Linked DNA regions of Mus musculus: region 1 is linked to region 2. The links are chromatin loops, found by intact Hi-C in ENCODE. Cell type or tissue: left cerebral cortex. All regions are shown on one strand. Links, peaks and the distances in the headings refer to the core of each region. The heading gives the core; the rest is flanking DNA. Region 1 overlaps Hivep2 (human immunodeficiency virus type I enhancer binding protein 2). Region 2 holds the start of Pex3 (peroxisomal biogenesis factor 3).

Region 1 (16,288 bases), core at 6,060-11,059, 560 kb after region 2:
TTCTTTTTTTTTTTTTTTTGTAGACCTGAAACTAATTAGTTTTTCTAGTTGTGCTGTCCAAACATGATTATAAAGTACAAATAGATTCAATTTTGGAAATGTTTCCTAACAGTGCTTACTATGCTTCTTGCAATATCCCCCCTTTCTGAGATGTGTGTTCATATTTTTTTTAATGTGGCTGAGAGAAGAAAAGAACAAGTACTTCATGGTGGCAGTGATGCTAGTGACCAAAAATTTGCCTAGAAAAAAAGCAAGCAAACAAACTAGATACTTCCTTCAGAGAGGACACAAGTTTATATGTTAGCTTTCTAAACCAAAGAGGGCCACTAAGTAGGCTCGAAAATGTCATGTCTAGATTGAAGTAAAAATAAAATTCTTGGGCTAGCGAGAGATCAGCGGGGCAGGTCCAAAGCACCTTGCACTTTCATGCTCATGTCCGAGGGTTTAGAAGGCTCCTCTTTGGATACCAAACAAGAAAGGTTTTTGTGCATGTTTTGGATACCCACTCATGAGTGAATTCATACCCATTCCTTAGTTCATCTACTCTTTCACATTTATATATTTATCTACTAGTGAAAAATATGCACCAATTTTCTACTATACTTATCATTGTAATATGCTCTGTGGTGTGTTCAAATGCTCTCTCTCTCTCTCTCTCTCTCTCTCTCTCTCTCTCTCTCTCTCTCTCTCTGTGTGTGTGTGTGTGTGTGTGTGTGTGTAAAATGCTTATGCATGAGTGTGCCCTTCGAAGTCTAGAGCAAGACTTTAAGTGTCTTCCCATGTCATTTTCTGCCTTATTTTGTTTAGACAAGATCTCTCACTGAACCAGAAGCTTCATATTTAGGCTAGACTGGATTTCCAGAAAATTCTCCAGATCTGCCCTCTCTGCCTCCTAATGCTGGGGTTTACAGACATCTGCAGCCAAGCCTGGCTTTTTACTTAGGGATTCACCGTTCAAAGTCACATCCTTCTGTTTATAAAGCCAGCACTCTTAAGCACTGAGCCATCTCCCCAATGTCACAAATGACTTTGTGATTTTCAGTCAGTTTGCTTCATAAGTGGTTGAGCTTACAGTACATGGTTAATTTAATTAAGCAAAGAGTTTATATTTCAGAGGATTAATAATGGTTCGTGTTTCTAAAACCTCCAACATTTCTGAAATCAGGACAGCTCAGTTTTCACACTTAGGACATAAAGGGAATTGCTTCTGCTATAAAGAAATTGTGTGTGTGTGAGTGTGTGTGTGCTTGTGTGTGTGTTGTATAATTATTAATGTCTCAAATCTCTTTATAATAAAGATACTGGCTTTGAGTTCTTTATCTAGAGATTTTTATTGAAACATAGATGGTAAACTGTTGGATATATTAGCATTTACCAGCTCAGATAAAACTGACATATTCTGAAGTAAAAACAAACCTTTGAAAATGGCTCTTGGAAGAGAGTTCTCTGGGATCTGAGGAGATATCGCCCTCAATATACCTCAATATACCTCAGTATACCTTGCAAGTATGAGGACTGAGAGCAGTCCCCAGATCCCTCATGACAAAGCTGAATGCAGACATAGGAAGATGGTTCAGAGCGTACAAGCACTTTCTGCTTCACCTGATGACCTCAGTCCAGAACCCAAGTAGAAGCCAGACATCATGGTGCAAGGGTTTGTAATCTCAGCTTGTCTCAGGAGATGGAGGCAGAGACAAGAGTGCCCCTAGAAGTTCTTGACCCTCTGTTCTAGAGCCCGAATCCTCTGTTCTAGAGCCTGCATCCCTTGGTCTAGAGCCTGCACCTCTTGTTTTCCTTATCTGCTTCACTGTAACGTGTCTACCAGCCATCCATGCCTTCTTTCCCTGCCTACCTCAGTACTTTCGACATGTGGCATTGCCTAACTAGCTCGGTGTTTTCCTAATGAGCTTTGAAGTCTCCACTGCTTTGCTGCGTCTTTTTATGCTCCCTCGGAATACTGCACAGAAAGCTTCTTGAAGGTAAGGCTGCTTTAACATCTGTGAGTTATTCTTCATTTATATTTGGTGACATTGAGATCAGTTCACAGGATACACACACACGCGCGCACACACACACACCAGTATAATCCCAGATAAACTTGGGAAAGCAATGCATTGAAGTTATGTCTTTGTTAGGTTGTGTTGTTCTCACTGTTGTACAGGCATCAAATAAACCGTTTTACTTTATCCCGGTTCCTCCAAATATTTAGTTTAATAGTTAATGCTAAGACGACATGGAATGAAGCAGTTGTTTACCTACCACAATAACACTTAAAGATAGGATAAAGAGAATTGCAAGGGGAAAAAAGAAAAATTAGAGAATAGCACAAACTGAGAAAAAAAGTGATTATTATTTGTTTGGAATGGGCTATAGTGTAAGACAAGGTCTCACTCTAGAGCCTGGGCCAGCCTTCAACTCCCAATCCTCCTGCCTCAGCCTCTTGAGCACTTGGTTTAAGAGGTGTGTGCAACTATACTTAGATGATAAAATGTTTAATTAAGCTAAACACCATCTGTATGACTCTACCATTTTGCTAAGATAATCTAACCTGCAGCAGTCAGCAGAGAACCCTACAGCAATGGGGGTTGTCTCTTATCCTTGGCCTCTTTAAACTATGTGGCTCAGCTCTGGTGGCTGCATGAAAGGGATTTCTTTGCTTAAAATGATTAATTTGAAAGGTTTTTAAAATTATTATTAGAGGCTGGGGGGAGGGGATCTAAGAGGAGGTCCCACCAGGTCTGCAGTTTCAAGAAACCAGTTCTGAAATGAAAACAGAGATGAAGAGAACAGGAGGGAGAGAGCATGGGGGGGGGGGAGGGAGCAGGAAGGAGGGAGCACAGATCCATCAGGAGGGAGGGGGAAGGGGGTAGGGAGCAGGAGCAAGGGAAAGGAACTGCAGCAGCCAGTTGACAGAAAATAGCACATACAGAAAGCTGGCTGTGGAATAAATCACTGCTTTTGCTTTGGATACTAAATAATGTACTATTTGTAGAAATTGATTCAGCTGACATCTGATTTTGCTAACAATTACCCCTTTAGGGGAACTTAAAATTTTCATTAAACATTTTTTAATAAAACTGGAAGTAAATCAAAGTCCATTGATTATTTTTTTCTCTTGTCACCTTCCATATCTGATAGATTTAGCAATAAAGTTATGGGTTATCAATGTCTTCTTTGAAGGTGAGGATCATTTACTCTCAAGGGTCCATTCTTGTTCTTCCTCAGTTGGTTTATGAGACAAGGCCAGGTTATTAATGTCCTAATAATAAAGAGTTTGGATAGTTATAAAAAAGAAAACAAACTCTATTTGACTTAGAGCTTACAGAATTAAACCCAGACCAGAAACTTCACTATGTGTCTCAGCTCTTAAAGCAAGACTGGCTTTTCACCCTTTCCACTTCCTAGTTGGGCTGAATTTAATGATCTGGAAATTTACATTATTATATTATTATTTGTCTTAAATATTATTAACTTTATTATTATTTAAATTAATGTATTGTTAGACTAAACATAAAATTACAAGTGATCACAGAAGTTTGTAACTATTTGCTCCTTAAACCAATGAGCTCACAATGTGACTTACTGGTTGTTAGATATGCTTTTTGGACCTTGGTTATAACTATGGTCTTGCAGACATTGCATTAGCTGATGGATTTGTGTGGGAGACTTGGTGCTGCTAATACCAGAGGAGGACAGCAACTTGCAGCCTTAGGCTGGGGGAAAGGAGTGGGGACGATGACGCTGCAGGAACGAGGAATCAAACAGACATTCACCTACCTCCTGTAGACTGGAACTCATTTTCAAAGGCACATCAGCCTGGAAGAAGTGTATATAGTAGGCATTCAATATGTGCTTGAAAACGCCATAAAGCAATCAGAAACATTAAGTAAGCAGTCACAACTGGCAGTCACCGGTGAACATGGGTTTGCCTAAAAAAAATCAAATTTGCATTTTACTGTTCTTTGCTGTATAACTTTTCTGTGCTCTAGAATAGCAATACTTCATGGATCACTTCAAATCAAGCAACCTATCTACCTACCACCTCCCTCCCTCCCTCCCTCCCTCCCTCCCTCCCTCCCTCCCTTCCTCCTTTCCTTCCTTGGATCAAAACTAGGCTCCTGCACATTCTGCCATGAATAGCATCACCAACCCCTAAGTTTGTTTGATTGATAATAATTTATCAATTCCATACCGATGTGTGGAATACTTTGTGACACTTTCATGAAAATGGGCAATTGTAGTAGAACCAGGCCCTATGCAAAATGGCAGAACAAGCACTTGGAGTTTGCTTGTCAAACCTCCTTTTAGGATAACTCGGGAAGAGTCGCTCTTCTCATGTACATTATTTGACTTTGTGTGCTGGTGTGTGCATGCATGTGTGGTATATGTGTGGTGTGTGTACTTCATGAGTTCGTGTGTGTCCTCATGTGTGTGCTGTTATTTCCATGTGCATGAACTTAGGTGTGTATGTTGTGCAAGGTGCATTTGTGTGGTGTGTGTGTTTGCCGTATGAGTTTGTGTGTGTGTTATTATGTGTGCATGAGTGTGTTGTGGTGTAGGTGTGGGCACATGTGTTTATGTGTCAGTGGTCATGTGTGTGCTTCTGTGTATGGATGTGTTTATGTGTATATGCGAGTGCGTGATGTGTATATTCATGGGTTTGTGTGCATCTGTGTGTGTGTGTGTGCATGTGTATGTTTCCAGCACATGAAGATCTTCCCTAGTATCTCACAACCACTTGACACTTAACACTAGCACTCTTGACACTTTGAAGGTGAACAATGAGTTAGCTAGGAGAGTCCTTTTTTTTTTTTCCGCTAGGAGAAAGATGTGTCTAAGTAAAGCTTGTGAGATTGATGGGACACATCTTGCACATCGGTATCTGTGCCCTTCTCTCATCTTTCCATGCTACTTCCAAATCTTCAGTTCTCAAAACTCAACTACAGTTCCCCCTGTAGCTGAGGAGGATCGATCCTTCTGTTAGAGAGGCCCTTTTACTGAGAGATGCAGGAGTCCTGTCTCTGGCAATGTTCTACTGGTCCAGTCATCACAGGGTTTATTCAAGTGAAGGCTGACTTTATTTTGGAGAGTTCTTATCTTAAGGCTGGCAGGTTTGTCTGAGTCTTTTCTTAAAACTATGATTTAGCATATATTTTTAACCTGAAAGAAAAATTAAGATCGTTGGAGGCTCTTATAGTGCCTGAGAGGTTTGTTGGGGAAATATTAGCCTTTTGCAAAATTCACTGAAGTCTCATTAAATTAATTTTTTTAGAATAACTCAGGAAGAGTAGAGATTGATGGCAACCAGTCCTATAAACAATGGGGTTCTTCAAATATCTGTCTTTTATGAGTATACTCTTTTTCTTGGCTAATTTAATGAAAATAATATATTACAATCCACAAGTAAATATCTGATCTGAAGAACTGTTTTCTTCCAAGACAAGAAAGGCCAACAAACCACTTAGATAGAAGCAGGGATACTTGGGCTTTCTAAGTTTCAATTACACATTGGAGATGAATGTTTGGAAAATACTCTCAATATTAACTAAAGAGCGAGAAGCCTGCTAGTGACAGAGCAGCCAGCCTGTACCCAGTTAAAGAAACCATACTTACCTCCTGCTAAGGAGTCTAAGTTCAGAGGAGCCTGAGATGGTTTTCTGTTTTTGTTTTCAAGGCTATAATGTAATCACAACATTTTGCCCTCCCCTTCCCCACTCCTCCAAACACTATCAGTTACCAAGCCTTACTCTCTTTCAAATGCATGGCCTTATTTTTGCATTTTATTTTTCTTACATGCATAAGTGTATATGTATTCCTAAATCTAACCTGCTTAGTCTGTATAATATTAAAAATATGTATGTTTTCAGAGACGACCTTTTGGTATTGGATAACTAGTGGGCAAGCTCTTCCCTTGGAAAGACTGTTTGATTTTTTTTTTTTCCTGTCTCAGCGCTCCCTAGTTGCCTGTACTTCTTTACATAAGGTTGAAGCCTTGTGGGGTTTCCCTGTCTATTTTGACATCGTTGCTGTCTTTGTTTAGCTCATGTTTAGGTAGTCACGTTGGTGAGACTTTATGGCGTAGTTTCTGACATTACTAGGAGACACAATCTCCCAGCAAATTCTCTGATCCTCTGGCTCTTAATTCTTTCTGCCCCTCTTCCACGATGTTGCCTGAGCCTTAGATGTGGCCGTTGTTCTCTAGATGCATCCCTTCCACAAGTCTGCATTTGCATGGACTGTAGTTTTCTGTAATGGTCTCCATCTGTTTCAAAGACAAGTTTCCTTGGTCACAAATGAGGACACATACTTATCTGTGGGCATAATGAGAAATATTTAGAAGGTAGTTAAAGGCTATGTTGCCTCAGGGAAGTGGTGGTTGTAGGTTCCCCTCCAAGATCCATGTGACTCACTAGCCTTGTGTGTTCACTGGGTTTCTGCAACCCGGAGACTTTTTAAAACAACATTCATCAGCAACCTTTATGGCAAACTTAGTATTTATTAAATGTGATTTTTGTCACCTGGTGATTTTCATACAAATCTAATAACCTAAAAGTAAAGTTGTTTTTTTTTTTTAAAGTGGTACGTTGTAAAAAACAATGTACCACATATTCATTTCTAGGAAATGAAATCAAGAAACCAGCAGTTTGGGGAAATATTTTTCTTTTATTTTGATGGAGAAGCCAAGCTTTAAAAGATCACTTAAAATTAATGGGAAAATTAATTTTCCAAGAGAGTTTGACTATGTCTTCATTTTAATAATGAAAATAATTGCCTAGCTTGCAGGACTATAAGTGATTGCCTGTCTGGGCAAACTCACTCCAATCAATTCTGTGATATTCATCTTAATATCATTGGAATCTCTGCGTTAACATCACAGTAATGTTCTACAAGGTCAGAGCATAACAATGTCACTAAGGTTTGTTGATTTCCAAGAGAAAACCAAACTTGCAATAATTCAGGTTAAGTCACAGAATTATACATCTGTTGGGTCTACTTTCTTCTTCTTTGTGTGAAGTGGTGAAAAGGGAGCAGTAATCTGAAACTTCAGAGATAAGAACGTGGTCTGAGAAAAGTATGTCCCATTTCCGGTAACCCTTGTACAGCCAGAACTAAGGGCATTTCCCTGGTCTCAGCTTGTCAGCCATTCACAGGGGATGCCTGGTCAGTGGAGGTGGCTGGCAGTAATAGTGAATTGGAATTTGTGCTGATCTACTGAGAGCTGAGCTCTCTCTGTCTTTCTTACCTCTTCCTGTGGTGACTGTTAGATACCCAGTTACGGAAACTGCACAGAGTTGTTGCCTAAAACTTTCAGTTATCTATGGCATCTTGGCTCCATTTATGTCTTAGATGATGCGAATGCAAAAGAGTTCAATGATTTGTTCTCCTTTTATGCTGAGAGATGACATGGGTTTTGTTTGTTTGACTTTAGTATAAGTTCCTATTACAAAGGGACTTTATTTTCACTCTTTGAAAATGAGCAGACAAATCTTTATTTGTAAGGAAAACGAAATTTCAAGTAAATAAAAAAAAAATCACATCCCACAATTAACCAAACCCGCAGTCTTTGCAACTCAGTAGAATTTTGTACAATTAGAATAGGCATTCGGAATAGAAGCTGTGCAGCTTCACATTAAATTTTACACTTTTGATAGCAATAATATCTTATGCACCACCCAAGCCCTCTGCCCAAAAATCCAGAATGGACTTAGAACTAGAAAAACAATTAACCTTACAGCCTCTTCTAAAACTCACACTCATTATCTGGATTCAGTTCCCTCCTCAATCTCATATGTTAGCCTTTGTTGTTTTCTGTTCTTCATGTGATACTGTACCCACATGTGTATATACTCACATGTATACATATATTATTTTATACATGATATTTCTCTCATATTCCACATACAAGAGAAAATGTTTTTGCTTTGTTTTTCCCCCTTTCTGAGGCTGTGTGACCAGGCTTCTTTTGAATATGATTCTCCTCCTCCTCCTCCTCCTCCTCCTCCTCCTCCTCCTCCTCCTCCTCCTCCTCCTCCTCCTCCTCCTCCTTCTTCTTCTAAGAGATGCTATTTGAGTATGGTGGTATTTTCTTTTCTTTCATTTTTGGCTTTCAGACATTCTTTCTCTTCCTCTAATGGGAAGCAGCCATGGTCCTTGTCTTTGATGACATTTCCAGGTTAGAGAGGAGCTTGACAGCTGTCATTTTGAGTGTTCACAGTGGTTGATTTGAGGCAAGAAGAACCAAGTTTAAAACAGAAAATAAATCCAGCATTTGCTTAATAATTTGCTCTTGGCTGCGGTAGAATCTTATCTGGCCACCCACATTCATCTGCTTGCTGACGTGGCTTCTGCCTCAATCGCAGAAGCTATTTTTTGTGCCTTTTGTGTCTTTAGAGGAACCAACTGGGCCTGCTTGCTTGTAATGAGTCATATCTTAAAGTGCATAGGGTGTCCCAAAGTCCTACTTCAGGGGTGCAGTAAGGTGATGAGGGGAAGGGAGGAGGGGTGAGAACCCTCGAAGTCTTTGTAAGAGGTGGTCCCAGGACATGGCACCTTTTCACTGTCGGGTTGTGGTTCTTTAGTTCTTTGGCAAAAGTTTTGGGATCATCTTGCCACACTATAGACCAAGGTGCTGTTGCAGTCTTAATTAATAAATATACAGTGTCCATCTGTGGGCATGGCAGTCATTTTTTTTTTTTTTTTTTTTTTTTTAGTATTCTGATGTCCTGTGTAGCCCAGATTGACTTAGAATTTGCTTATCTTCTGCCCTCAGCTTCCTGAGTTCTGGGATTGCAGGTAGGCAATACCACACCAAGATGTATAATATTATTTTTTTGTTAACCTTTTATGCATAGAGTCAAAAAAATCTCAGATGGTATACTTGGGTTAAGTAATGTGATCTTCCTTGAATTTCTTTATACTAGATTTAGATAAATATTAATTCATAGTATAATAAAGTTCTTTTCTTTATTACTTACTAGTATCTATGAAGGAGCTCTAGTTTTTTCTCTTTTTTTGGTTTTGGATTCATAGTTCAGAAATTAATTTTAGCACAGAATGTAGCAGCTGAAAAGGAATTTTTATGAGGTTGTCTGAGCGTATGAAGTTACCTGATGATGACTCTCTATAGAAGCTTCGTGGGGAACCTCTGAGACCAGGAGACAGAATGGCAGCTTGAACTGCAGGGCCACAGCTTCCATGCTTGGTGCATTTGATTTGATTTTGTGCCCACAGTGCACATATGTGTGCAGTTGCACACACATGCACATGGAGGCAGACTTTGGGTGTCCTTCCTTAGGCACACTGTCCACTTTAGTTTTTGAGACAGTCTCTCCCTGGCTCGGAACTCACTGAGTATGCTACACTAGCTAGCTAGTGAACCCTGGAATCTGCCTAGCCCTGGCTGGGGATCAAACTCATGTCCTCAGGCTTACCAAGCAAGCACATTATCAACTGAACTATCTCCTTAGCCACAGTACATCTAGTTGTAACTATAGCATTGTGTTTTAAATTGCTTCTACTCTGTTACAAGAAATTCTCTTTTAATGAAAATATTTATTCAAAGATTTGCATTATGTTAAAAGAGAAATTTTTTGTAACATTTTTTTTAATTAGGTATTTTCCTCGTTTACATTTCCAATGCTATCCCAAAAGTCCCCCATACCCACCCCCACAATCCCCTACCCACCCACTCCCCCTTTTTGGCCCTGGCGTTCCCCTGTACTGGGGCATATAAAGTTTGCAAGTCCAATGGACCTCTCTTTGCAGTGATGGCCGACTAGGCCATCTTTTGATACATATGCAAGAACTCCGGGGTACTGGTTAGTTCATATTGTTGTTCCACCTATAGGGTTGCAGTTCCCTTTAGCGAGAAAATTTTTAAATTAAAGTAATGCTTTTTGAGTGATACAATCCCAAATTTTAGTTTTTGAGAGCTGGCAGTTTCTGTGGGTGAAGACACACAGCATGCCCATTAAGTTAACTGTCAGCACCAACAGCTTGAATGTTCTTGTTCATCCTTCAGGTTCTCAGAATTTGTCTGTGAACTTCAGTGAAGAGAGTTGGGAAGCAAAAACATTGTGATGTAGTTTATTGATATGAGGATAACAGGTTAATAACTAAAGTTCATTATTCTCTCCTATTGATTTCATGTGTGTTTGGAAAAGCAGTTTGGCTCTACAGTGAATGCATATATAAACACCCTCAGCCTGACAGGTGTGCTCCATTTAGAGAGAAATACCTTGTACGACATTTGTTTCTTTTGATTTCTATGCTAGGCCCACTTTAACTGTAACTTTTTCAATGGGGAGAGTCTCCTTTGAGAGTACATGTTTTTCTGGCATAGTTTATCCCCATATAAAGTTCTTAGTAATCCCAACCCTTATAAAAATAGCTTTTGCAATGCGATTGGGGAAAGAGGTCCCTGGAAACAACTGTCTGAGGCTCTAAAAATTTTATGATCAGATATTAAAAGTGCCATGCTAGAATCAAAATAGGTCATGTGCCTTGACTACATCTGCATGGCTACCCACTTGGGAAAACACGTCTCCATTTTCTCGGCACTCTCACATGTCAAGGTAGACTGCAAACAGGTCAAAGTACGGGACTGCCATCCGTGATTTGGTTTTCCCAGAAGTTCTCTCAAGTTGTCTGGCAGGGTCCCAGAAGATACACAGTTCTCTCCTCCTATTGGCAACTCAGTCATTTTAGGAAAAAAATAAAGATTTTATGGAGATTTTTACTAAGAGGAGCTTTTTTTTTCTTTTTTTTTTGCATAATTCATCTTTAAGGAAAGGACCTTTCCAAAATGATCTCCAGGAAATCAGTGTTCATCTGAACATTGGCACTGGTCTCAAGTTTTGAGAGGTTCCTTACCTCCTGGTACCTTCTGACCTTTCTTTCTGAGCAGTAGCTCATCAGTTGTATCATAGTGGTAGTGGTGATACCTACATTTACCAGTCGTGATCGTGTGTGTGTGTGTGTGTGTGTGTGTGTGTGTGTGTGTGTGCGCGTGCGCACGTGTGTGTGTGTGTGTGTGTGTGTGTGTGTGTGCGCACGCGCGCGCGTGCGAGTGGTCTCCGCTCTAGACAGGACCTCTTGTAGCCCAGGCTGTCCTAAGAAGCTAAGGATGACCTTGAACTGCTGACCTTCCCCTCTTCCTCCCCAGTGTCAGAATTACAGCTGAGGAACACCATGCCTGAGCTCATTTGTTTCTTAAAATATTTGATTAATGATCCTTGGCAACAGGAAAGTCTGTGTGCTTTCTGTGCCTATAAGTACAGGGCCACATAATCCTGCAAACCAATAAGAACGGCAAACCACAGCTAAGAAGCCGTGTTGAGTTTAACAATGTCTTATTAGTGAAATTGTAGAAGAAAAGAGGGTGAGCTTGTTGCCTGCTGGCATTTTACTACTTAGGATGTGATAATCTAGTAATGGTCCCTTAACATTTGCTGCCACCTACGTGAGGGTTAATTTCCCGAGATTAACTTTTTTCCCCCTGAGATAATGGTTTTCCCAGCCAAAAAGCAACACGGTAAGGTAGGTCTGCACCACGGAGCCGAGCCATCCCACCTGTCTTGCTGCCTAGCCCACTCTCTCTTTCATGCTGTAGCCCTTTCTTGTGTTCCAGTTGCCACAGGCATGGCTGCATGTGTGTGTGCATGCACATGTGCACGCGCACGTGGACATACACACACACACACAAAACCTGGAACAGTCACCCAGACTAGAATACCTTTTTCGGTACAAGCACCTCTGAAAAGTGCCACTGCCCAATGCAGTGACTGTTTTTCGTGACATCAAGACACCTTTTGGCTGTCACCCCATCCACAGGAACCCTCAGAATCCTCTGAATTTTGTCCTCAGTGCACTGAAACACTGGGAAAATTTTAAATGTGAATGTGAGACTGAGCTTGGAATATCGAGTCCTTTGTTGGCAGTGAATGCCAAAAAATGACTTTGTGTGGGTTTGGTTACCATAAAAAGAAATCCCAGTGAATAAAATGATAAATAGCTGTTTTCTTTTCATATAAGAATTGCTCTGCTATTGAATTTTTTGGCATATTAATCAATTGGGGAAAACTGGTATTTACTGACATGCTTTTTGAAAATTTGATAAATGGGTGTATATGATCAGAAAGAAATAATCTAGTTGTAAGTTACCAAGTTTATAGAACTTCATGGCTTTAAGCAGACCTATGTCAAGAAAGTTAAATTCAAATCCTGAAATATGCAATGGTACATTTGATTTTTGAAATAATACTAGTTTCCATAATATTTCCTGGACTCAAATAAATTTAATTTATTTTATGTGAATTTTCTCCCTATTATACTTTCCTCCCTAACATACTCTAATATTAATAAAATGTTTTCCCATTTATGACTATTATCATACACTTTAGTAATAAAAAACAAACCAAAGAATTTCTGTTTCTTTTGGAAAGCTAAACCTCTTAGTAAAATATCAAGTAACAACAACAACAACAACAAACAAACAAACAAACAACCCCATGTCTTTATCAAATGCTAGGTTTCACTTTGAAAGTCTTGTGGTCTTTAGAGGGCCTTCCTTTCCTTGGCTTACATGAAGGAAAACAGCAGGGGAACTGTTGAGTCTCCTCAGAGCCGGCCTTGGGAGTAAGAGAAGACTGCACCACATGTAGTCCATTGCCAGTACTTTCTATCACGTTTCCTTTCACAGCCACGATAAAGTGACTCACGACAGGCCGTTCATACATCCCTCCATGTCTATAGTATCTGTCAATGTGATCCTGAAGTTCCTGAGGGACCCAGCACGTTTTGCCCTTTCCCACCTTTCCTGTCTCAGGAAGATCCAGTGACTTATGAGTAACAGGGAGTTTGCCCCCACCCCCAATGGCACCTGAAAGAAGGATGTAAAATCAAAATTTAAAAATCATACATAAAAGGTTCATTTGGAATGGAACTTGTTCCTAATTTCATAGGGGTGTGTGTGTGTGTGTGTGTGTGTGTGTGTGTGTGTGTGTGTTTTACATACATGTTGAGTGTATAAATGTATGCGCCTTGATTTTTGCATGGATCCTGGATGTGGGGGTTGAACTTGGGTTCTCAGACCTGCCAAGCAAGCACTTTTAGCCTACTGAGTTACCACACTAGCCCCTCTGTATTAGCAGTCTCGAGCATTTCACTGGAACGAGGGCTGACTCTGCTATAGATGAACGTGGATCAGAGCATCCTGGGCCTGGGAGGCCCACACAGCTCTTCCTGAAGGACCTGGGAGTAAGAAGGAAGTCCTGGGAAATGGTGTTAACTCCTGGATTAAATAGTCGAGCAGCGAGCAAGCATCAATTGAAAGGCGCTTATCCAGAAAGTCTGCCTTTGAATTGTATATGGTGCTTTCTCTCCTCATTCTGAAATCTATTTTCAGAATAGACCTATTCTTTGATAGGAGTTTTATTTGGTTTGTCTGTTTTGTGTTTTGTCCTCAGTAAGGATGAATGGTATGTGTCTAGTCACTGGTTTTAATTGAGTGCTGTAAAACGTAATGGTAGCTGTCTGATTTAGAAAGATAACTATCTCGTCAGATGAAAACATTAGTACATTATAGCCTTTCTTTTCAAGAAATTCTGTCCTTACTTCACTTGAAGTTTCTGCTATAGCAAAATTACATATTCTGTGTCATACAAAGAATAGGAAGTGATAAATGCTAATTTTCACTTCTGAGGTTCATATTTTCCTTTAAAGTATTGATCGCTAAAGAACAAAGGCAAGCAATTTGTCTTGACAGTTTCTCATATTCTCCTAAGGAGCTGCCTAAGTCATAGTTCAAACACTATTTAAATTATGGAGTTATTCCCTAAGAAGTCACAAAGAAAAGTGGCCATTTTCTTTATCTCCAATGTGAGATATTTTCTTCTAGAGAGTTCAAAACTTGAGGATTTAAAGTAAGTGAAAATTTGGGACTAGGTGAAAATACTTAGAGAAGAACATTGAAGATATAGGAATTATTAAGTTTTGATAAGACATTGGAGTGTGAAGATGAAATGGCTAGTGTTCAGAGGTCAGCCAAGTAGGATTCCAGTCCCTACCCTCAGTCTCCTGATGTCTTTCTCCTCGGTGGAACAGGAGTAGTAGGTCTACAGCCTGTAAGTGTCATGAACTAAGATAACATACATGCAATCTTTTGCATTTTAATTGTGTTGGTGTAAAAGAAATGTATCAAAAAAATTCAGGTGACAGCAGATGCTGGTGAGGATGTGGAGAAAGAGGAACACTCCTCCATTGTTGGTGGGATTGCAAGCTTGTACAACCACTCTGGAAATCAGTCTGGCGGTTCCTCAGAAAATTGGACATAGTACTACCGGAGGATCCCGCAATATCTCTCCTGGGCGTATATCCAGAAGATGTTCCAACTAGTAAGAAAGATATATGCTCTACTATGTTCATAGCAGCCTTATTTATAATAGCCAGAAGCTGGAAAGAACCCAGATGTCCCTCAACAGAGGAATGGATACAAAAAATGTGGTACATTTACAGAATGGAGTACTACTCAGCTATTAAAAAGAATGAATTTATGAAATTCCTAGGCAAATGGTTGGACCTGGAGGACATCATCCTGAGTGAGGTAACCCAATCACAAAAGAACTCACATGATATGTACTCAGTGGATATTAGCCCAGAAACTTAGAATACCCAAGATATAAGATAAGTGGATATTAGCCCAGAAACTTAGGATGCCCAAGATATAAGATACAATTTGCAAAACACATGAAACTCAAGAAGAACGAAGACCAAAGTGTGGACACTTTGCCCCTTCTTAGAATTGGGAACAAAACACCCATGGAAGAAGTTACAGAGACAAAGTTTGGAGCTGAGACAAAAGGATGGACCATCTAGAGACTGCCATATCCAGGGATCCATCCCATAATCAGCCTCCAAACGCTGACACGATTGCATACACTAGCAAGATTTTGCTGAAAGGACCCAGATATAGCTGTCTCTTGTGAGACTATGCCGGGCCCTAGCAAACACAGAAGTGGATGCTCACAGTCAGCTATTGGATGGATCACAGGGCTCCTAATGGAGGAGCTAGAGAAAGTACCCAAGGAGCTAAAGGGAACTGCAAACCTATAGGTGGAACAACATTATGAACTAACCAGTACCCCGGAGCTCTTGACTCTAGCTGCATATGTATCAAAAGATGGCCTAGTCAGCCATCACTGGAAAGAGAGGCCCATTGGACATGCAAACTTTATATGCCCCAGTACAGGGGAACGCCAGGGCCAAAAAGTGGGAGTGGGTGGGTAGGGGAGTGGGGGGTGGGTATGGAGGACTTTTGGGATAGCATTGGAAATGTAAATGAGGAAAATACCTAATAAAAAATAAAAACAAAAAACAAAAAACAAAAAACAAACAAATGTATCATGAGTGGCAGCTAGTGTTGAGACTTCCTCACTCTAAGTGCTCAGGACCAGTTCAGCAGTATTAGCTTATTTTTTTTTTAATTTGAGAATATTTGAAACTATCTATCTCTCTATATATCTCTATCTGTCTATATCTGTACCTATAATTTATATCTCTCTCTATAATCATATCTATTTATATATATTGCATACATATGTACACTATACACACACACACCTAGATATCTGGAAGTCCAAGTATAAATTCATTTATATGCATAAAATAGAATAGAATATAGCTTGAAGATAATGCTTATAGTACTTTTAGTGTATCTGCCTTTTGAGTGGAACTCACCAGGTATGGAACTTTACCTCTGGGCATCATGTTGGTGCTCAGAGGTTTCTTCATGGCTCTTTTTCCTCTGTGAGTCACATTTTAGTAGTCTACATACACATTGCTTTGTGCACGTGTACAAACAAATCCTCAAAGGTAGCTTATTCAGCACAGGGATTTCTCAGCTGCACGTCAGCTGCTTTGTTGCAGTCAGCATTACCACACAGGCTACGGTGGAGACACCACCACTTGCAGCTGATTGGTGAGATTTATCTTCACAGCCTCGGGATCCACGGGGTGGGCCCTACATTGATGATCCCTTGATGGAAGTCCAGGATTCATGTAAATTCTCAACACCATGTTCCCCTCCTCCTGAGCTGAGCTGGTCACTCTCCTCTGACAGACTCCTTCACTCTTCTGCAATGCAAGTATTATGAAAGCAAACAATCCATTTAAATATTCAAATCCTAGATACTGTTTTTAACACTACTATTTTCAAATTTTGACATCTAAGAAATTAGCAGTGAGTTAATCATATTTAAATATCTAAAAGCTTTGCTCACACACACGTGTG
Region 2 (16,288 bases), core at 6,593-11,592:
CAAAGATTTCCAGGGTACAAGTTTAATCACATTATTTGTAGTTTGTCAAGCTTTTTAGAGAACCTGTATTTTACCTCCTAGTGATCATGCTATGCTATTTTTAACTGTCTGTAGTGGGATATCTGCTGAGGATTGTGATGGTCACGGCATGTGCCAGCTCCATCTTCTAAGAGCAGCAGGATGAACCAGCAGATTCATTACTATGTTCATACCGCTCTTAGCTCATAGTACTCAGGTAGGAACTCCTCCAGGGAACTGGACCTGCTAATTCACCAAGCTTTCTTAAACTGGGAAGAATCATTTCAGGCTTTTAATTTTTTAGGCACAGTCTCACTATAACTATATTGGAACATGGCTAAAAAGACTAGGCTAGCCTTGAACCCATAAAGAATTGTTTGTCTCTGCCTCCTAAGTACTGGGGCTAAAAGTATGCACCACTACGCCTGGCCCAGGTATTTCTTACCTCAACGTCTTTCTTTCACAAGAGTCAGAGACCTTCTTTCCTCTTCCTGCCCCCTCTCTATTAGTCTTCATAGGCATTTTCCCAAGACACTGCTTACACACCTTTCCATTTGATTCTGGGAGGCCCAATATGGCACAGGATTTTGTCAGACTGAGAGGTATTCTGCGATCCCAAAGTAACCTTTCACCATTTTATGAAAACTTGCACACTAATCTGAAACAGACTATTCCTACCCTCTAACCATTCACTGAGATGTATGTCCTCAGGAGCACCAGCATGTTCAACATGATTTGTAAGTCCACATGCTGAGGAGTGCCTATGTCCCAAGCATCTTATGTGCAGTATCTTGCTCTCTTCTCACAAACCACTTCTCTTTTTTAAGCAGGGACTGGCTATAAGGCCACCTGGCATCAAACTCGGAACAATCTTCCTGCCTAAGTATCCCAAGTGCTAGGATGTAGAGCAGACTCCTTTGTACATGCTAGGCAAGCACTCTTTGCCAGCTGAGCTACACTCCTGATCCTTCCCAGTACAGTTCTGAAGTAAATTTAGGAAGGCCATTTTACGGGAAGAGCTGAGGTTTAGGTTAGCTCAAGAACACAGATAATACAAATCAAACAGGAAACTGCTCTGGTGACCAGCCTCTCCCTAGAGCCTCTGTCAACCTGGTTGTGCACTTGAGCTGTCACTGTGGACAGCAGTTTTGAATAGGGTTTCACAGAACAGAGGCATCTGACTAGGTAGGATCACTTCAAATATAAAAGTCACATGTTGTTGTGAACTTCTCTTCTCTTTGTGAGCTTAGCTTTTCCATCTAGAAAATGAGGCAAGTGAGCTAGCAATAAAGTTCTCTCAAATCTAGAGAAAAATTCTACTTGTAAAGCTGAATCAGATACACGTAGCTCTGTAAATTCCTTCTAAAGTAAGTATCCTTGAAAAGAAGTGTTAGGGAGTTAGAAAAAAAAAAAGCTGTACATAGTAAAAAGAATAGACCTGACATAGATTTGAGAAACTAGTTTTCAGGCATTACACCAGTTAGAACCTAACTCCTTGCTCTCTTCAAACATGAGCAGGTTGATTGTATTGTGGCTTTTTCCCAGTAGGTTTCTGGCTCTGGTAGTTACATTATTACCATGAATTAATTAACACAATAGAGTTAAGACTCTTGGCTGTGATCTACAAGGCCTCTTTCCACAGTAGCACGTCCCTCTCTGGCTCCAGCGCCTGTGTGCTGTTTCTGTAATGTTTCTAGCATATTCTCATCTCAGGCATGTGCTCTCCCTACTGTACTGAGTGAGGCTTTTCTGCACACGCCATCTGGGCAGAGGTGTGAGCCCCAGACCACACTCCTTCCAGCTTTCCTCTCTGTACTGGATCCATAGCAGCCTAAGGTCACTTACTGGCTGTTTGCCATCTTTTCACCAGAAGAGCTGCCAGAGCTCAGGGGACCTTACTCTGTTTACTGCCTACTCCCTCAAGGAGTGGCAGGCACTGTGGATACATAAATCCATGAATGAATATATAAAATGAGTATTCATACTGTTTTTAAAATCCACAATGAAATTATGTATCTCTGTTAACAGGACTACTGAGATTTAGCATGCTTTCCTCAGCTTTTCCATAAACTGGAGCCTGAGACCGGGAATTAAAGCAAACCGACAAGCACTTTAACATACAAATTGTGTGTGTGTGTGTGCGCGCGCGCATGCTTACCTGTCATATTGCAAGTCCTCTGGTTGCTTTCAAAATGGTACTGTCGCCGAGCTTGGGCAATGTATTCTGCAGCTTCTCTTTCTTGTATTTCTCTAATTTTTTTCTGTCCATATTTTCCCAGGATATATACTCCTAAAATCATTAAAAAACAAAAAAGTAGTATATTAACTAGAGTACTAAAAATTCCAACCAATATTTAAGCAATAAATCCCAATAATTCCAATAAATTTTTGATTAAATTATGAGGTTTATATTAGGGTCAACCTCAGAATTACAGCTTCTCAAAAACTTTTATTAAAGAACTGAAAAAGGGAAGGAGATTGTAGTATTTATTTATTTATATTATATGTATAAATATATTTTAATATAGCCAGTAAGTAAAGAAGAGATTGGCAGACAAGCAGCAGAAAGGCACTGAATTTATAAAGTCTGGCAGCATCTTTAATAGTTAACTGAAGATATTCTAAACATTCAGCAACAGAGGATTATTTAAATAAATCATGATCTATTCACATAATGGTATCTTATGCAGCTATTAAAAACCACATTGCTAAATAGTTAATGACTCAAGGAAAGATCTACTTTATACTATTAGGTGATAAAATAACATCCAGGAAGTTTGTATTTTAATAGAATAGATACACAGAAAATTACATATTTAATTTCTAAAGTAAAATAAACTGTGATAATTGGGATTTTGTTTGCTTTTCTATATTTTCCATGTTTTCTTCAGTGACAAAGTTCATATAACTTTACAAATCTCTACAATAAAAGATTTAAAGGAATGAAAGAAAGGTATATAGTCAGGAAGACATGTATTTATCCACCCATGTTTTAGAAAAAAGTCTGAGAAAATAAGAAAATGTAATCTACTTTATCTAAAACTTACTAACTCAAATGACAAAGGGAGCAGGAAGACAGCATCATAAGACAACAGTATAAAATATGGCAGGGTTGTGTGGTCTTCAGCACAGACAAGGTAAGTGAGTGCAGTTTTGTCATATACTGGGGGAGTGACCATTGGTTTTCTTAAGTGGGAATATGATGAACATTCCAGTGTTAAAATGTGATCAGTATACACTGGCAGTCATAGCCTCTTCTTTATTTTGGACAATTCCACATATGCATACAACACACTGAGCTCACAGTCACCCCTGTCCCTATTACCCACTCTTATTTCTCTCCCACTCCTGCTGATGCACTATTTTTCTGAAGCAGTCCCCCACACAAGATGGCGTGTTTTAATAAGCCATTTCTGATTAGCATCAGATAGTTTACTAAACAGTACAATGACTAGCAGGAGTCAGTAAGTGTCTAAGACACTTGATTAGCTGAAACATTTTAGTACTATTTCTACAAACATGGATGTAGCTTTAGGAAGGCCGTTCTCCTTTTTCCGGCTTAACCTGGAACCCAGGAAAGTCTTCCAAATCCAGAGTTACAGCAATGATAGTGTCTGTCACCTTTGTTTTGGGTACATGATTTTGTCAGAGTGCCAAAGAATACCAGAATTCAACAAGCTGCATTACTGTTTTGTCTTTGCTAATAAGTGCCGATGTGTGCCAGAACTTGCTTTCATTATAAATTCTGGCGGCAAGGGCTCAGGGGGCTAACCATTTCTCACTTATCTCCACTGTCTGTGGCTTACAGTATCTCCCCAAAGGCCACAAGGATTATGTACATCTAGTTGGAGTTGGTCTGTTTCTCACAAGCAAAGAAAAGGTAGTCATCAGGAACTGCAAAGCAAACATATCCTAAACTATTTTTACTAAGACAGATGTTGTAGATGATCTAACAGATTATATATCTTTAGATAGTTCCACAAAATTCTGTGCTAAATAGGAATCGTATGGTTGTTGTTACTACACATGTAAATACATGCACTATAACTAACCTTCAAGAGCAAACAGAAACTCATAAAAGCTGTTCATCAGTTGTCTTTCTGTAGCATGACAGCAGCACAGCCACACCATCCAGCTGAGGCAGGAGAGTAGCCTGGGATGTACTATGAGAACCTATTCCCCCTCCCTCCTCACCAAGATCCCAAGAGAATGAAGAAACTAACTTTGATTAGGCAAAGTGACCCTCCAACAGGCAATTCTGGTTCAACTAGTTCCGAACGCATTGCTTGTATCTTATCTCCATACCATATCACAGAAGGTTACATACACTGCGATTATTATCTCTCGTTATATTGTAAAACGAATCATTGATGTGACACTCTTTACTTGGTAACTGCAGTATAGTCTAGCTAAAGCTAAAAAGGAAAATAATTTGTTAAGGGCTAAATTGTGTCCACTCCTGGCTTGTGCCATCAGCTGATATATTGAAGGCCTAGCACCTTAGAATATAAGGTCGATACAAAGTGAGATCAATGGGCCTCGACCCAACATGGCCAGAGTCCTGAGAAGAACACAAAATTTAGACAAAGATATGTGTAGAGAAAAGACAATTTGCGAGCTCCTAGAAGCTCTGTGGCTTTATAACAGTCGGTATTCAGTTACAGAAGACAGCGTGAAACAAGATGATCATCATGTGGCACAGCCTAGTACAGATCCCTTTTAAGTGACTGAAGAAACAAACTCTACAGACACCTTGATCAGGGCTATTAACTTCAAAAGTATAAGGTACATTTTAATTTTGTAAATTTCTCCTTTGGTAGGTTTTTACTGTGGAAGCACCAGAGAAGTCACACATGAGATCAGGCTTAAGTCCTAGACACACTGTTTTACCTTAGTTATCACTGATATTGCTAGTCAAGGTCTAGTTTACTTAGGATCCCGTATACAAAATTCACAAACTGACTCCTTCTAATGTTTCTCTAGGAAATACTAAAGAAAGAAAGAAAACGATCATTAGCTAGCACAGACTCGGGGCTGTATATGCTTCTCTGCCAGGCTGACTCTAGGACTAGAAAACAGGCATTAATGATGGCTCTTGGTCAGCAAGTGAGGTAACTTGGAGCAGGTCACTTACTCCCTCTGGATATACATCTTTTTCGTGTGTAAAATCAAATAGCTTTACCAAAAAAAAAAAAAAAAAAAAAAAAAGTGAAAATGTTTCGACATTTCCTTGCATGGCCAATTAAGCAAAATATCTTTGTATAAATCATTTGTTTTAAAACCATCTCTCAGGCTTGTCTTCCAGGATAAAGATTTCTATAGCACAACTATTTTCAATAACAATTTGAAATAATCCATCAACATTGTTTCCAATCAAGCAGATCCCCAACTTCTAATGTTTACATCTTTTCCATCTTTTCTCAGTGCTGAGTAGTGAACTTGTCCATGCTTAGCCAGTGCCCGCTTGGTGACATCTTCATTTCAGTACTGACGCATTCCTGAACTGTACTCTACACCTGAAGAAAGAGAACCTGACAGAAGAAGTCTATATTTTTCTAAAGCACTTTAAATGGTTTTCATCCATAGCAAAGACCTAGAAGCAACTGCACACAGATCCTGCCCACATTACATACATGGCATAGTAAGGCAGCCATTTCACACTGTGTATTACTTTATTTCCATGCACACTCTCCAGACTTAGAGAAACCGATGTCTTACTCCTTGTGTATTCAGAGTCCAGTAGAGTTAGAGTAGGCCTTATTTTTGTTCAAATGTTAAGTGAATAAATGACTCGAAAAATCCCTAACGAGGTTAAAAATTCCAAGGCTTAAGATATAACTCAGTGTTCTGTGCTTTTAAGAACTCAGCGATTGAGTCTAGCTCCTCTGTTCCGTGACACTTTCTCTTGTCCAGTGGTTTTCAAAGTATGGTCTGGACCTCCCTGGAGTCTGTTGGAGATCTATGAGGTCCACAATATTTGTGTCATACTGAAATGTTGTCACTGGCACTCTACACTCTTTCCCATCAGACAGTTTGAGAACCACTGCTCTTCTCCAGCCTCAATGGTCAAGTGGAGTAAATGGACACACAGCAATTACCATCTAAAGGGTAGGAACTAGAAAGTCTGACTTTAGAAGCCACACAACCCAAAGTTCTGCTTGTTGTGTTTTTCCAGCATTAAATATCTAACTCTTTGATCATACATAATAACACCTTACTCAGCTTTCAAAATATGCAACTCCTCTTGTGAAATCTGCCTCATTTTATACAACTCCATGCTGCTGCGTACCACTAGGCTCTGTATTCAACTCTATCACGGTCTAGTAACAGTATTTCACTTATTTCTTCATTCTTAAAACATAAAGAACCCACTGAGGCAGAGTGTAGAGTATGGGATGATAATATGCATTGGGATCTAACACACTTGGGGTTGAATTCTTATTTCCTTGTTAATAACTCAAACCTTTAGCAAGTTTCTTAAAGTCTAGGGACTCTAGTTTCTCAATTTTACAATGGCCTAATAGTAACTATACTGCTGCCATTTCCAGAGGTTGGAAAGGACTTAGTATGCTGTTTAACATATGGTGGGTCCCTAGTACATATATGTGATTAAAATATATATAAATTATACCTATTTAATCATACCGGTCACAATAGTATAATCACTTAATAAATATTTCATATTTCTTAAAATGTAAGATAGGAATTTTCTTACAATACAGAAAAAATATGAACTCTTACAAATAAAACTAGGTAAGTTCAACTCTTTTTTTTTTTTTTTTTTTTCGAGACAGGGTTTCTCTGTGTAGCCCTGGCTGTCCTGGAACTCACTCTGAAGACCAGGCTGGCCTCAAACTCAGAAATTTACCTGCCTCTGCCTTCCAAGTGCTGGGATTAAAGGTGTGCACCATCACTGCCCCGCTCAGGTTCAACTCTTTTTTTTTATTTTCTGAGACAGTGTTTCTCTGTATAGCCCTGGCTGTCCTGGAACTCACTTTGTAGACCAGGCTGGCCTCGAACTCAGAAATCCGCCTGTCTCTGCCTCCGGAGTGCTGGGATTAAAGGCGTGCACCACCACACCCGGCCAGATTCAACTCTTTTAAGACTTTTTGTTTTGCTAAAAAAGCAATAGTGCTTCGATTATACCTTTGAATCTCTTCCCCCTCCCTTTTGTTGTTGTTTTGTTTTCTGTTTGTATGTCTTTTGTTTTTTGAGACAGGGTCTCAATATGAAGCTCTGGGTGTTCTGGACCTTACCTCCAACTCAGAGAGCTGCCTGTCTCTGCTTCCGAGTGCTGGGATTAAGAGTGTGTGCCACCACACCCAGTTTTTTCCTTCCTCTTCATCTCCAAATATAAAACTCTCAATATCGTTTCAAAAAAAACCTATTACTATATGCATATACTCTTTAATTTCTCCTATGATTATTTCTGATCTGCCATTAAGTATTTCATAAACTGTAAGGGTTAGGCTTTTCCCTCTGAAATTGCTAGAGACAATTTTCTTCCCTTAGGTAGAGCAAAAATTTTTCTTTATACGTCTTCCATGACAACTTTATCTTTAGCATATGTATTCTATAATATTGGTACAATTTATATACCTTAGATATTAGAGACTGGAGGTAATATAAAACACATTGTATCTATAAAGTATTTCCTATAAAATATGAACTATTATTCATTTGTGCTATACCTCAGAGATATGCAGAATGTGGTTACTGTTTTACAAATGTCCTAATATTTTAAGTCATATTATGATATATTTATACACACACACACATAGATCAGAGGATAGTGGTAACAGTTCTTAAAACTCAAGTTTTAAAAATTCTTTTAAACTCCCTTTTTGTGTTGTTCAAAAGATTCCCTTCTTAAAATCCCATAATTATTAACTGAGGGTTGTCTTTCCAAGACAAAGGGTTTAAAGCAGTGTGTGTGTGTGTGTGTGTGTGTGTTGCTCCTTCCCTGGGACCCAATGCAGTCAGCCTAGGCAAGCACTCTACCACAAAGTTACAATTCCAGCATCAAGATTTTTATCCTGTTTCTAACTTTCCTCTCAGCCAGTGAACTCAACTATATCACCAAAATGGATCATGACCACAACCTTGCCAGTCCTGACAACACTGCAGAATAAGCACTGTGTTGATATATAGTTTGTACTTTACAATTGGAGAACAGAAATTATCTGCTGTATATTTTACAGCAACATGCTGTTTTCGGTTTACCTTTAAACACCACCTCAAAGAGCAGACTTAAGATAATGGCCCTAGAATATTTCGAAACTCGTGTGAAAGGTTGAAAGCAGAGTTGACAAACAGAATGAAAATCTAACAGGAAAGCAAAAGAAGAAAATTGGAAGGCAAATGTATCTATCTATACGAGAATAGTGCTTTGAAAAGAAACTTCATTGGGGTAGACTCTTGAAGGCCCATGGGGAGAAAAAGGACGGGGGCAGAGTGAGGGGCAAAGGGCACAGAGATCCAGATAAAAGAACTTTAGAGGTTCTTCTTTGACGGTTGAGCCAATCCCTTCGACAAATCCCAGTTTGGTATCAGTGGGCCCTGCCTGTTTTTATAAGTCACCTCTGTCACTCCTTTCTGCCAATGGCCCCTTCTAAAAAGCATGTTGTCACTCACCTCCGAGGACTGTGCCCAGGAAGATGCATTTCTTTTTGTGACGTTTCAGAAAATTCCACATTGATCTCAGCATCTCCAGACCCCGTGTTGTGTGGGTTGCCTAGGGGAGAGGGGCTGGCTCACCGTGTCTTCCGTCCACCTGGCCTGGACCTCCGGCAGCAGCGCGGTGGCGGCGCTAGGTGCTCTCCAGAAACCACAGACGTTTCTCTGAGCAGAGGTTGTGGCTTAAGCGGAGGAAGGGGGCGTGGACTAGAGCGGAGCAGCGACGCTTTCGGTCCCCCAGCCGCCGCTTACTGATCCGGGACGCCTGGGTCCGTCCGCAAATAGCTCCCGGGTGCCTCGTCTTTTCCCGTCCTCCTGGAAGCAAGGTCCGCTCCCGCCGCGTTCCGCTGTCCTCTCTTCTCTCGTCCCTCGGCCCGGAGTCTCTGAGCGGCGGAGGTATGGAGGAGAAGGTGGAGTCCACCACTACTCCAGACGGCCCGTGCGTGGTGTCCGTACAGGAGACGGAAAAGTGGATGGAGGAGGCGATGCGAATGGTGAGGAATCGGGCAGGTGGATGCTGAGAGCGCAAACTTTCTCCCGGCCATATCCTGACCAGAGTAGTTGAGCAAATGTGCCGGGCGCGCTATCTATCATGTCTGAAAATACCTGAAGCAGCAACTTGTTTTATTCTAGGGGGAATTTTTCTTTAGCTTTGTCTCATAGTAATTGGGGTGAAGGGAAAATACAGAAACGGTTCGATTGATGTATTACAGGGAGTCTTATCTGCCGCCTGGGGATGTGTGCTCCCTACCTGCCTATCTTCCTTCCCATGTGGACACATACTTTCAAATCCATAAAGCCACATTATTTTATGGCTTGCTCCCATATAATGGGAGGAAGCTGATGTTTCTGTAAAGGGTCATATCAAAACGTGTCCTGGTACAATCCTCACCGATGATGTGTCTACTCTTTCTACGATACTTTTCTCTGCCCTTGTATTCCCTTCCTTCCTGCGATTCTTATAGATTGCTCATCATGGAGAGCTCTGGTCGTATTTTTACATGTTTTCCCAAGCTTATTACCCATATCGATGTGTGGCAGGGATAGACGTTTGTGGCAGGGATATACATACAAACTATGTATGTATACACAGTTTGATGCTGGGTTTTCATTCTGTGAACATGGAACACCAATTTGTTTACAGCATTGTAAAGGCCTTAAAACTGAGCTCAGCCTTTGGTGTGGGGATATTATTTTTGTTTATTCTTTTACAAAATTAAAATATCTCACCTTTTTATTCTAATGGTTACAGAAGTTCACCTTCATAAGAAATTAAAATCTAGAAGACAGAAACATGTTTTCCACCCCACGCCCCCAGACAAATGGCATAATGCATTCTTTTAATTTTTTAATTAACATCTTTTTTTTTTTTTTTTTTTTTTTTGGTCATCTTTCTCAGAGCTCGGGGTGGGAAGAAGAGAGCCTTTGTTCATCAGTTGTCGAGTTGAGAATTTGTTGGTTTAAGGAAGATCAAGTCACCATTTCAGTGGCAGAGCTTTGGCCTCTTCCAAAGAAGGCCAGCTTCTTAAGTTCAAATCCATCTAAACAGTTAGACCTATTTGACTCAACTCTTTTGCATTTGTGACAAAGGGAAGGGACAGACTGGAAGAAATGGGAGGGGCAATGGAAAGTCTGAGACTGGGTGGAGTGTTGTGGATTTTCAGCCTCAAGCTTTGAACTTGTCCATAGAGGAAATGCATGCACATTTGCATGTATTTGCCCTGGGAAGCAGTTCTTCTCAATCAACCCCCATAGACTGCTTTCCTAGAGCTTCACTTTCTCTCAATGGCCGTTGCATCTGCTCAGCCACTCACCAGCATCCTGGCCTACAAGCTGTGCCTTAGCAATTATGTTGTATGTCTCTTTAAGGTAGCCCTATCATTTCTAGTGAGATAAATTTGCTGGAAGGAGAGAGAGAGAGAGAGAGAGAGAGAGAGAGAGAGAGAGAGAGAGAGAACGAACCCAGAGGAACTAGGTACCAAGAAGCCCAGTCCTCCGTTGACCTGGAAGTAGAGAAAGGCTGCCAAGACAGCAATGTTCTGCAGCATGTTGGGTGCACAGTGGATAAAGCTCTTGACACTCCCTATCTCTTTGCTTCTACCTATGTACTTCCCACTTGGTTGGGGAGTTTAAAAATAAGTGATTGTTGTGTGCACATGTGTGTGGAGCAGGTGCACATGTGTGTGTATGTATCTGTGTGTGTGTGCTCGAATGTGTGTGAAGATTCCAGGACAACTTTTGGGAGGAGAGAAATTTTTCTCCTTCCATTTTTTCTCCTTCCACTGTAGGTTCTGCGGATGGAACTCATCATCATGCTTTCACAGTGAATCCTGCTGCGCCATCTTACTGGCCCAGCCATCTCACTAGCCCAGTCTTCGATTCTCTTCTACATGTCTGAAGCGGCTCACATTACCGTATCCTGTGCTCCAGGGTGCAGTCTTACCGAAAGCCTTGTCACGTGTCTCTCCCTTACTAACTCCTCCCTCTCCTCTTGTCGCTCAAACCACTCTAAACCATAAACCAGATGAAGGATCTAATCACTGAGGTCGCACTGGTTACTAAGGAGGCTTCGGAGGGAGAGCAATGCAGAGAACCCAGCACCAGACACTAAGATTTGCTCCAATTATTAATGGAATAATGAGGAAAATCAAACTCCCTAGATTTTCATTCCAAATGTCTTAAATGGCTAAGTTAATTGACCTCTCTGTGCCTCGGTTTCCTTACCTACACAATGGAGCTCAGTATTCCTATCACATTAGGATTATAAACAGAATGAATTTATAGTTACAAAGTGCTTAATATTTTATAAAAATTTTATAAAAATAAAAAACACTCCAACAACTTATCTACTTAGATTTTTTTCAACCATCTCATCTTGACATAGCATTACCTTTTAAGAGGTCTGTTGGGAGAGGTACAGTCAAAAGCTGAGAATCTGACCCAAAGGAAGTCATTTCTTCAAGCCAATGCTTTTCATTTCCACCATTCCACCTAAAATTACCTTTATTGCCGCCTTGACACAACTGACAAGCCCTTTCTTTTTGACCTGTATTTTCCTAGGGTCTTGTATAACAGTCAACAGACCTGCTTTACTTTCTCCCTCCATAGGCCCGCTACATCCTTCTTTAGCTTAGTTATTAACTTTTCTCTTTAAAATAATTTTAAGCCACAGGAAACTGCAAAAAGTGTACACAGAGAAGACCCAGCCATTCAGTGTTCTTCCGTATAACAACTGTTACTCTGCTATCAGAGCCAGGGAAATCTCACTGGTATACTCTGAAGAACTTATTAAAGTTTCATCAGCTTACTCTCTGTGTGTGTGTGTGCGGGTGTGCAACATGGATCATAGACTTTTATGAATATATTTTTTAAATTTCCAATATACTTTCCAAGTTTGTGCCATTTTTACATAAGGTATCCCTAAACTTTCATGTGTCTCTTAGAAGTTGTGGGAAAGAGTGACATCCAATCTGATAATTTTTATGGTATCAGTACTCCATGGGATCATAGCTATAATCTTAGAGAAGATAAATAATAATAATAATAATAATAATAATAATAATAATAACCAAGTAGAATTTTACCAAGGGAAAGTATTATAGCCAAATATTTATATGTTATACATTCCCCAACCTCTTTGTAGATATGTGTATCATCTCTGAGAAGGGGCAGCCTTGGTAATTTAAGAACACTGGTCAAAAGCCATTGATTACATGGGCTTTCAGTGAGAGAAAATGAGGCACAGGACCTGGTAAGGGAGACATCCCTGAGTTCTCCTTAACACAGACACCCAGCAGAGAACACAGCACAGTATAGCCCAGAGACTGGTGAGCTTTGAGCTGGTGAGCTTTGAGCTGGAGAAAACACAGCCATGTCTCTCTGCCTAGTTCATTATCCACACCCCAGTTCCCACTGCATCTGTTTTTATCTGTAGTTTTCTGAGCACTGAACATCATCTCTCAGATTTCCCACTTTGTGTTTCAGGCCAAAGAAGCTTTGGAAAATATTGAAGTTCCTGTTGGCTGCCTTATGGTCTATAACAATGAAGTTGTGGGGAAGGGAAGAAATGAAGTGAATCAGACAAAAAACGTGAGTGGAGCACTGAGAACACACACAAATACAATGACTATGGTGGGACCATTGGCAAGATAAGAACCAATGTGTCCTGTGGGGCAGTTCCCTGCCCTGCCCCCTGCTTAGACTGTGTGTGTGTGTGTGTGTGTGTGTGTGTGTGTGTGTGTGTGTTAGTGGAAGTGCATGCATACCTGTGGAGGTCGCAGGTTGAGGTCAAAATGTCTTCCTCCATCCCTTTGCACTGTATTTTGAGACAGTACCTCTCTCTGCACCTGGACCTCATCAGTTCAGCCCGGCTAGCTGCCAGGGAACCCTAGGATCTTTCTCTTTGCTGTTTCCTGTACTGGGGTTGTCTATGGGAATATGTGGCTGTGTCTGGTTGTTTACATGTATCTGGTTAGTCTGAATTCAGATTCTCATTCTTTGCCTGCAAGCTTCTTACATACTGAGTGGTCTCTTCTCAAGACATCCTTTTTCTTCCTTTGTAAATGATTTTTCTTTTCATGATTGTAACAGTGACTCAATTTTTGTTTTGTTTTAGATATCAAATTTTCAGAAAAGTTAAATGAAACTATAAAACTGTAGTAGATAAATTTTCTATTTCTGCATTTGTAATCTTAGCCAAAAGCTAAGAATGGTTACATCTTTGAAATTTTATTATGTAAGCCCCCAGTTAAATGCTTTCTTATATAAGTTGCCTTTGTCATGGTGTCTCTCTTCAAAGCAAGGTGTAGCTGCAAAGATTCTCTCCCATTCTGTAGCCTCTCTCTTCATTCTGTGTATAGTTTCCCATGCTGTGCAGAAGCTCCTAAAGTTGTCAGTTACATGTGTATTTGGAGGTTTTTTTTTTTTTTTTTTTTTTTTTTTTCAGAAAGTTTTTGCCTATATCTGTCTCTTGAAGTGGTTCCCAACTTTTCTTCTAGGGAGTAAAGTATTTCAGATTTTATATTAATATCGTTGATCCATTTGGCATTGATTTTTGTGTAGGGTTAGAGAAATGTGTTTAATTTTATTCATAAATGTAGATATTCATTTTCCTCCATACCATTTTTTGAAGAGGCTGTCTTTTTTCCAATATACGTTTTTTTATGCTTATCAAATATCAGGTGCTTATAGCTATGTGGATTTATTTTGGGTGCTCTATTCTCTCTCACTGATCTTTATATCTGTTTTGCTGCCATATTCACTGATCTATATGCCTTTTCTGTATCTACTGAGATGATTGTGTTATTCACGTCTTTGACGTTATTTATTGCATATTGTATATTGTATATTGCATCTATTGATTTGTATATGTCAAGCCAACCTTGCAGTTGTAGAATGAAACCATCTTGATTGATGTGTGAGCTACTAATTCTTGCATTAGGTTTGTCAGAATATTGAGAAATTTTGGATCTATATTCATCAAGAAAGATGCTCTATGCTTTTCTCTCTTTGCTGTGCCCTCACGTGGTTTGCATTGGAGGAGGAGTTTAGTAATGTTCTTTCCCTTTTCATTTTGTGCAACAGTTTAAGGAATATTGGCATTAGGTCTTCCTCAAAAGTTGGGTTGGATTTGGCCACGAATCCACCCATTCCTGGGCTTTTCTTTGTGGGATACTTTTGATTACTATTTCAATTTTATTGCTTGTTATATATTTAATTTGTCTATATCTTATTGACTTCATTGTTGGTATATTACACATGTTTAGGAATTCAGTTATTGTAAAGGTTTGTTTGTTTGTTTAGTGTGTATATGTGTTGTGTGACACTATTCTGGGGAGGTGTGAACAAATGCCTATTCGCCTCAGATAAGGAAGCAGCAGAGCAAAATAACGGTATCAATGAAGCCCAGCTTGGTGGACCAGTTAGCATTATTTGAGTTACTAAGAGGAAAGCTTGCCCCAGAATAGAATCTGGAAGCCTGAAGCCCATTGTACAATTTTCAGGCAGCTTAGCAAGTTGGAGAACATTTCTTTCAAATACCTTAGGTGTTCTGAGCCTCGTCCAAGCAGAATGGCTGATGTAAGCGTGTCTTTTACCAGTCTTACTGCTTATATGCACTTGAGGATGGGGGGGACACCTAGTATATCCAGTTATTTTCAGGGACTTCCTGAAGCCTTTGAGTTGTTTACTTCCTGAGTTTAAAGAACTTTTCTGCAAGATGGAGCATTTCATGTCAACCTAAAACATCCTGTGTCTTAAGAATCTCACATCCAAGGTAGAAAATTATGTGCACGTACGCGCATGCGTGAGTGTGCCTGTGTGTGACTGCATGCCTCTAGATGCCTTCAGAGGCAAGAGAAGGATGTTGGAGCTCCTGGAACTGTTCACTGGCGCTTCAGGCACTTGTGGACCGCCCAGTATGGGTGATCAAAACTGAACTCTGGTCCTCTGCAAGAGCAGCAAATGCTCTTAACCTTGGTGCCTTCTCTCTACCCCTGCATTAAAATCATTTTAGTAAGAGGAAAGAAGAGTACCTGGATAGCATCAGGCTATGTTATGCTTGGCGTGGCTCAGATTGCTCCAGGAGCTGTAGAGGAGAAGATAACCGTAAACTCTAGTTCAGACATGGAGGATCCAGAGTTTGCTTGAGATCCATGACTACTGCATCACTGCCAGGACTCAAACTTCAGTGTAATTCATTCCTTACGCTGGGTGCTTATTTCTCCCTGTAATACCATCTGCCATGATGTATCTGGAATCCTCAAGTGTGTGCCTATCTAGAGTTTGTTGTGCTGTTAGGTGAATATGCTAATATTCTGGTAAACTCAATAAGGCTTTGCTTTAGAGTGAGGTCAGTTGAAGATATATTTGAAACTAGAGCATAAGCTTATGAAATTTGAAATCTTCCATTAAAATATTCAGAAATGGTAGGTCTTTTTTTTGAGACTTATCTCCTCTGTAATAATTTAATGAAAAACAAATTTTCCCAAGGTACACAAGAATTTCACTAAAAATATAGCAAGGTTTGTGTAGTACAGTGGATTAGACATCCCTGTTGGTGAGTTTATGATATTTGCACTGGGGAACTGCTAAGGGCATCCTGAAACCCATGTTCTAATACAGTCAGAAATGGTAGGAATGCCTTTTGAATTGACATTTTGCATATTTTAAAGACACCAGCTGTACGAAACAAACAATGTCAATACAACTCTCTCTCTCTCCCCCCCCCCTCTCTCTCTCTCTCAAGGCTACTCGGCATGCTGAAATGGTGGCCATTGATCAGGTCCTAGACTGGTGTCATCAGCATGGACAGAGCCCTTCCACTGTATTCGAGCACACCGTGTTGTACGTCACTGTGGAGCCGTGCATCATGTGTGCTGCCGCCCTGCGCCTTATGAGTATCCTTTGGCTTCTAGACTTCCTGCCTTTACCTTGCCTGTGAGCACAACATGGCCAGATTCACGACCCATTGTTCTTTCTTTTTAGTGCTTGTTTTTCTTTTCAACGTTGAGAATGGAAGCCAGGCTCTTGTACTTGCTGCATCTGCTCTGTCCCTGAGCCATAGCCGTCCTTAGCTTTCAGTTCCTTAATGTGT

The links. Peaks named below come from ENCODE experiments on the same cell type or tissue, not always from the same donor. Only the 100,000 strongest peaks of a DNase experiment are listed, where the experiment ranks them.
Region 1: it touches region 2 in a loop (2.8-fold over the local background); 1 of 42 quality-filtered maps calls a loop at or near these places.

What each region holds. Positions count from the first base shown.
Region 1 is chr10:14,108,808-14,125,095 of GRCm38, forward strand. The region is part of intron 2 of Hivep2 (human immunodeficiency virus type I enhancer binding protein 2); the gene reads left to right. Gm51759 (a long non-coding RNA gene) reads right to left here. Exons shown (of 3, transcript XR_003948830.1): 2 at 15,736-16,131; 3 at 3,723-3,929. Among named protein-coding and RNA genes, the nearest start is that of Gm51759, 10 kb to the right of the region's middle. In left cerebral cortex, for the core only: no CTCF peak of the experiment used is centred there; a DNase peak (open chromatin) is centred at 8,365; H3K27ac peaks cover 1,724 bases.
Region 2 is chr10:13,544,174-13,560,461 of GRCm38, forward strand. It overlaps Pex3 (peroxisomal biogenesis factor 3), which reads right to left and starts at 8,969. Exons shown (of 12, transcript NM_019961.3): 1 at 8,653-8,969; 2 at 2,177-2,308. The coding sequence starts at 8,725. Adat2 (adenosine deaminase, tRNA-specific 2) reads left to right here and starts at 8,734. Exons shown (of 6, transcript NM_025748.4): 1 at 8,734-9,188; 2 at 12,679-12,783; 3 at 15,941-16,091. The coding sequence starts at 9,093. In left cerebral cortex, for the core only: no CTCF peak of the experiment used is centred there; a DNase peak (open chromatin) is centred at 8,991; H3K4me3 peaks cover 1,835 bases; H3K27ac peaks cover 1,117 bases.